Regions from separate parts of the Homo sapiens genome. Here region 2 is linked to region 1. Evidence: chromatin loops called from intact Hi-C (ENCODE). Cell type or tissue: heart right ventricle. All regions are shown on one strand. Links, peaks and the distances in the headings refer to the core of each region. The heading gives the core; the rest is flanking DNA.

What was found. Hi-C counts contacts between places; a loop is a spot of excess contacts. Peaks named below come from ENCODE experiments on the same cell type or tissue, not always from the same donor. Only the 100,000 strongest peaks of a DNase experiment are listed, where the experiment ranks them.
Region 2: a loop joins it to region 1, with 2.4 times the contacts of the local background. A loop is called at or near these places in 3 of 110 quality-filtered maps.

The regions. Positions count from the first base shown.
Region 1 is chr15:82,013,731-82,016,650 of GRCh38, reverse strand. It overlaps LOC105370922 (a long non-coding RNA gene), which reads left to right and starts at 2,918. Exons shown (of 4, transcript XR_932529.2): 1 at 2,918-2,920. In heart right ventricle, for the core only: no CTCF peak of the experiment used is centred there; no DNase peak of the experiment used is centred there; H3K27me3 peaks cover 748 bases.
Region 2 is chr15:81,963,397-81,966,316 of GRCh38, reverse strand. The region is part of intron 1 of LINC01418 (long intergenic non-protein coding RNA 1418); the gene reads left to right. Among named protein-coding and RNA genes, the nearest start is that of LINC01418, 2.3 kb to the left of the region's middle. In heart right ventricle, for the core only: no CTCF peak of the experiment used is centred there; no DNase peak of the experiment used is centred there.

The DNA.
Region 1 (2,920 bases), core at 239-2,738:
ATTCTTACCCTCTGCACTATGGACGTCCTCCTTGTGATGATGTGGACTTGCTTCTGGTTTTCCCAACAAAGCATTCATTTGCCTTGATGCAGAAGGTCAATCTGCAATAGGAGCAGGTGAATGTGCTCAGAGAGACGAAGTTTTATTTTTCATGAATCAATAGTGTGATGTTCAGGTGATCAAGGAGGAGAAAGAGTTTTTTAAATGATGAATTCTTATAAGAGCCTTCACACAAATATTATTCCTAGTGCTTAAATAAAAACACTGCTATATAAAGCTATCCCTTGAAAAGCGGTACATGGGCTGGGCATGGTGGCTCATGCCTGTAATCCCAGCACTTTGGGAGGCCAAGGCGGGTGGATCACAAGGTCAGGAATTTGAGGCCAGCCTGGCCGATATGGTGAAACCCCGTCTCTACTAAAAACACAAAAATTATCCGGGCATGGTGTCACACGCCTGTAGTCCCAGCTGCTGGGGAAGCTGAGGCAGGAGAATCACTTGAACCTGGGAGGCGGAGGTTGCAGTGAGCTGAGATCGCACCACTGCATTCCAGCCTGGGCAACAGAGTGAGATTCCATCTCAAAACAAAACAAAACAAAACAAAAAAACAAAGAAAAGCGGTACATGTTCTTTTTATTCAGCCACGATTTAGCATAGAAAAATCTAATATTTATCAATGAAAGTAAAATCCTTTTCTGTGCATCCTCTGAGGCACTGATTTCTATATTCTGTTACACATAATAATTAGATAACAACATCAACAGCAGTGACAATAGCTAGCATTTACTTGAAGACAAAGGTGAATAAGACAGAGTCCTTGTCCTCAACAGCTCACAGTCTGTTTTATAAATCTGGTTCCAATTAAATTTAATTACCAGAGCCTCTTAATGTCACCCTTTATTCTGCATAGAGAAAACACTAAGTTTTATCCTGTTTATTTTGTAATTCAGGGAGGACTGATAATAAGTAAAGCAAGCCATTCTCAGTTCCTTATTCTGCTATTAAGTAGCAGTTAACTTCCAATTTTCTTTCTTGCTCTCCTTAATCTCTCAGCTCATCCTGATTCCGGGTAAAATGGCAGCTTTATCATATGCATCGAATTACTTTCTCCATTTCACTTTGCTTTCATTGCATTTTGATTGAAAATCAAAAAGAACATAAAATCGGGGAGCATCTGCCTCAGGGAAGAGGTCATCCACGGGCCATACTTTGGAGGAATTTCTGCCAAGTTGAGTACAGTGGGACCAGCCTGAAGGAGGGCACTGATCACCAACTGGTGGCTTTCCTTCTAAGAAGCAGTGGGCTGGTGAAGGATGAGAGGAAACACTATCCTGGCTTGGAAGGCAGAAGGATGGGCCATAGGTCAGAAGGGGAATGCCATCCCTGGAATCCTTATTCCCACTGAACGGCCAGCAGCTAAGAGCAGCTGAGTCACATATGGCTTCACCAAGATGCCAAGGAACTGCAGTCCTGGGACGGAGCCAGAGAACAGCCAGACTGTGTATCTGGAAGGTCATAGCTGGGACCGACCACAGAGAGTGTCCTCTGGGCTAGACTGTAAGCTTCATGAGAGCAGGGACAGTCTGTCTCTCTCATCACCATATCCTCTGTGCCTTGCTGGCTGGATAATAGGTGTGTAATAGATATTTGTGGACATAAGGTGAGATCATTGAATTTATAATGTAAATTTACTTCAATCAGTCTGTTGCAATTTGCAGTGTTTTTTTCTCCAGGCCTGTTGCATTAGTGTCATAATGGGACATCCCTTTATGGCTGGGCTGGGTTGGAGCTATTGTTTCCTGGATCTCATTTCTTCTGACTAATCAGTTATCTAAACTTTTAAAGAAACTGTTCCATCAGGGGAGCGGAGTGTTCTATTGTCAACAAGTATCACTGATGGGAATCTTATATTTAATTCTTCTTTCTTTCTTTTTTTTTTTTTTTTTGGAGGCGGAGTCCCCTCTACCTCCTGGGGGCCAGGTGCGGTGGCTCATGCCTGTAATCCCAGCACTTTGGGAGGCCGAGGTGGTCAGATCACGAGGTCAAGAGATCGAGACCATCCTGGTCAACATGGTGAAATCCCGTCTCTACTAAAAATACAAAAATTAGCTGGCCATGGTGGCACGTGCCTGTAGTCCCAGCTGCTAGGGAGGCTGAGGCAGGACATTCACTTGAACCCGGGAGGCAGAGGTTGCAGTGAGCCGAGGTCGTGCCATTGCACTCCAGCCTGGGTGACAGAGCGAGACTCCGTCTCAAAAACAAAAACAAAAACAAACAAACAAAAAAATCCTCTACCTCCTGGGTTCCAGCGATTCTCATGCCTCAGTCTCCTGATTAGCTGGAACTACAGGCGCCTGCCACCATGCCCGGCTAAGTTTTGTATTTTTCATAGAGACAGGGTTTTGCCATCTTGGCCAGGCTGGTCTTGAACTCCTGACCTCAGGTGATCTACCCATCTCAGCCTCCCAAAGTGCTGAGATTACGGAAGTGAGCCACTGCGCCCGACCTCTTCTTTCTTTTTAAGTAACCTATTTTTCTTTCTCTAGAGTCTAGAAGTTTTAGACTTGTTTGCTTCATTTTTGGTGTTCTGAAATGTTGCAATGATGCGTCTGAGTGGGGTCATTTCTCAGTCATCCTGCCCCAGCACTTTATGGGGCCTTTTAATTTGAAAATCAGTGTTTCCCTGTAGCTGGGGGAAATTTCCTTTCATTTTTGACTAGGTTTCTCCCTGTTCTAAAAGATCTTTCTGGAATTTATATTTGAATTGTTTGATCTTCTGAGCTTGAGGCATACGCGTACAAGAGTCTCTCACTTTTATCTTGCCACCCTTCAATTGAAAATGTAAAATAAACTCTGGCGAGCGTATTTTTAAGATGCTAAAGCTTGCTCTTGTTTATCGGTTGTTGCTTTTTGTCAGTCC
Region 2 (2,920 bases), core at 258-2,757, 50 kb after region 1:
GCAAGCTCCGCCTCCTGGGTTCACGCCATTCTCCTGGCTCAGTCTCCGGAGTAGCTGGGACTACAGGCGCCCACCACCATGCTTGGCTAATTTTTTGTATTTTTAGTACAGATGGGGCTTCACTGTGTTAGCCAGGGTGGTCTTGATCTCCTGACCTCATGATCCACCTGCCTCGGCCTCCCAAAGTGCTGGGATTACAGGTGTGAGCCACCGCAATATAACCCTTTTTAATAATGATTTATCCGTTTTACTTCTTTCCTGAGTTCTACCAGTTAATATATCATTTCCTTATAATGTCATAGCTTTTCTAGCTCTTTGTTTTTGCCTTGTGCTCTTGTTTGTTAGTTGTAATTGTTTCCAGTTTTAAAAATTCATGGCAGTATGTTGATTATAATTTTCATCTGCTTTCATGTTTTCTAATGAGAGTTCTTTGTCATTTATTCTTCCAGATTCTTTACCCATTTTTTTTTCTTATGACACTTTTGTGTAATCTTTTCTTACAAAAAATTCCTACTCAGTTTCAAATATGAAAAGTTTCTCCTGGACTAGCTGTTTTTAGGAAGTTTCAGTGGGGGATATTAGGACTGTGTGTGTGTGTTTTTTTTTTTTTTTTGAGACAGAGTGTTGCTCTGTCGCCCAGGCTGGAGTGCAGTGGCACAATCTTGGCTCACTGCAAGCTCTTCCTCCTGGGTTCACACCATTCTCCCGCCTCAGACTCCCGAGTAGCTGGGACTATAGGCGTTTGCCACCACGCCCACCTAATTTTTTGTGTTTTTAGTAGTCACAGGGTTTCACCATGTTAGCCAGTATGGTCTCGATCTCCTGAACTCGTGATCTGCCCACCTCAGCCTCCCAAAGTGCTGGGATTACAGGCGTGACCCACCGCCCCCAGTCCAGGACTGTCTTTCAGGCCAGCAGGAATTGTCCCTGGTTTCTCATTACTCAGGGTTTTGTACACGTGGGTGAATTGTTTTAGGATTCAAACTACTACCTATTCAACATGTGTCCAGAGTTGGTTCCTTCTGGTGGGTTCATGGTCTCACTGACTTCAAGAATGAAGCCGCGGACCTTCGCAGTGAGTGTTACAGCTCTTAAAGGTGGCACACACCAAAAGAGTGAGCAGCAACAAGATTTATTGTGAAGAGCAAAAGAACAAAGCTTCCGTAGCATGGAAAGGGACCCCAGCAGGTTGCCCTGCCGGCTGGGTTGGCCAGCTTTTATTCTCTTATTAGTCCCCGCCCATGTCCTGTTGATTGGTCCATTTTACAGAGTGCTGATTGGTCCATTTTACAGAGTGCTGATTGGTCCATTTTACAAACCTCTAGCTAGCCACAGAGCGCTGATTGGTGCATTTTTACAGAGCACTGATTGGTGCATTTTACAATCCTCTTGTAAGACAGAAAAGTTCTCCAAGTCCCTACCCGACCCAGAAGTCCAGCTGGCTTCACCTCTCAAACAAAGCTTGGCAGAAATAAGGCTGCTTGTAATGGAGGTTGTTATTCCTCAACAATGAATTGTTTCCTGCAAATGTAATGTATGTGTGTGTGTGTTTGTGTGTGTCCAAATTCTGGATTGCACATTTATATTTACTCTTTCTTTGTTGTTTTTGGGTGATTTCAAAGACATCAAAGGAGCAGGACTATCATTACTCTGCCATTAAAAATTGGATATCTAGAATAGTTATTTACGTCACTATCTTTTCTCTCTAACTTACAGGCTAGAGGGTTGAGATCATATTTAATGCACGCTAATCTTCTGCTTTCCACATAGTACCCTTACTAATAAATGTTTGTTTTATATTTACTTAAATACAGATTACTTATGGAGGTAAATAAGTAACTTTTGTAGATGACTCCTTCAGTGTTACTTGGGAGAATTGTTTTTTTTTTTGTTTTTGTTTTTTTGTTTAGACAGAATCTCACTCTGTCGTCCAGGCTGGACTGCGGTAGTGCAACCTTGGCTCACTGCAGCCTCCACCTCCTGGGTTCAAGTGATTCTCTTGCCTCAGCCTCCCTAGTAGCTGGGACTACAGGTGTGTGCCACCATGCCCAGCTAATTTTTGTATTTTTAGTAGAGACAGGGTTTCACCATATTGGTCAGGCTGGTCTTGAACTCCTGACCTTGTGATCTGCCCACCTCGGCCTCCCAAAGTGCTGGGATTACAGGCCTGAGCCGCTGCGCCCGGCCACTTGGGAGAACTGTTAATCATCTTTAAATAAGTAAACTTTTGCTGTCACTTCACTTCATCATGCTACATAGAGCTGTTCGCCAAGAAACAGCTTGACTGTAAATCAGTTCTTGGAATTTGGGACTAATACTTGAAATGAGTATTTGTTTTCTATCTCACAGTATCCTAATGTATCTATTTCTTAATTGGCAGGTGTCGGGACATCGTGTTGAACCTTAGTTTTAGCTGCCTCTGAGGAGGGCCACCTATCTCTCAGTATACTCTTAGGGCACTCAAAGTAAATTCCAGGTTCTTCATGTACTATCATACAGTTGGCTGTCATACAGTTGGCTCTTCCAAATATTCTCCTTAAATTTGTTAAAAGTCTGTCCAGTTTGGTGCTGTAACAAAGATTTAGACATAAGTAAATTTTATTTTGGTTATATAGATCAATACTGGGAATACCAATATAGTTAGAAAACACTGAAATAAAGATGATTGTGGGGATCATCTGCTGAACGGAGAGGGCCTCCCTAGTGACCACATTCAAATGAAAGCATTCATTTCTAAGCTTGGTTTTCAGTCGAGGAGCTCTTGACACTTGTTGGAGACGTGGTTCCTAGCACTCAATAAGTGTTTGTTGAATTAATGATTGAATGGTGCCGTACAGTAGATCAAGTTGTCTGGAAGGACTTTCACCCACCAAACTTACAAGATACTCATGTGCAAATCAGAAGGCAAATCTTTATTAAT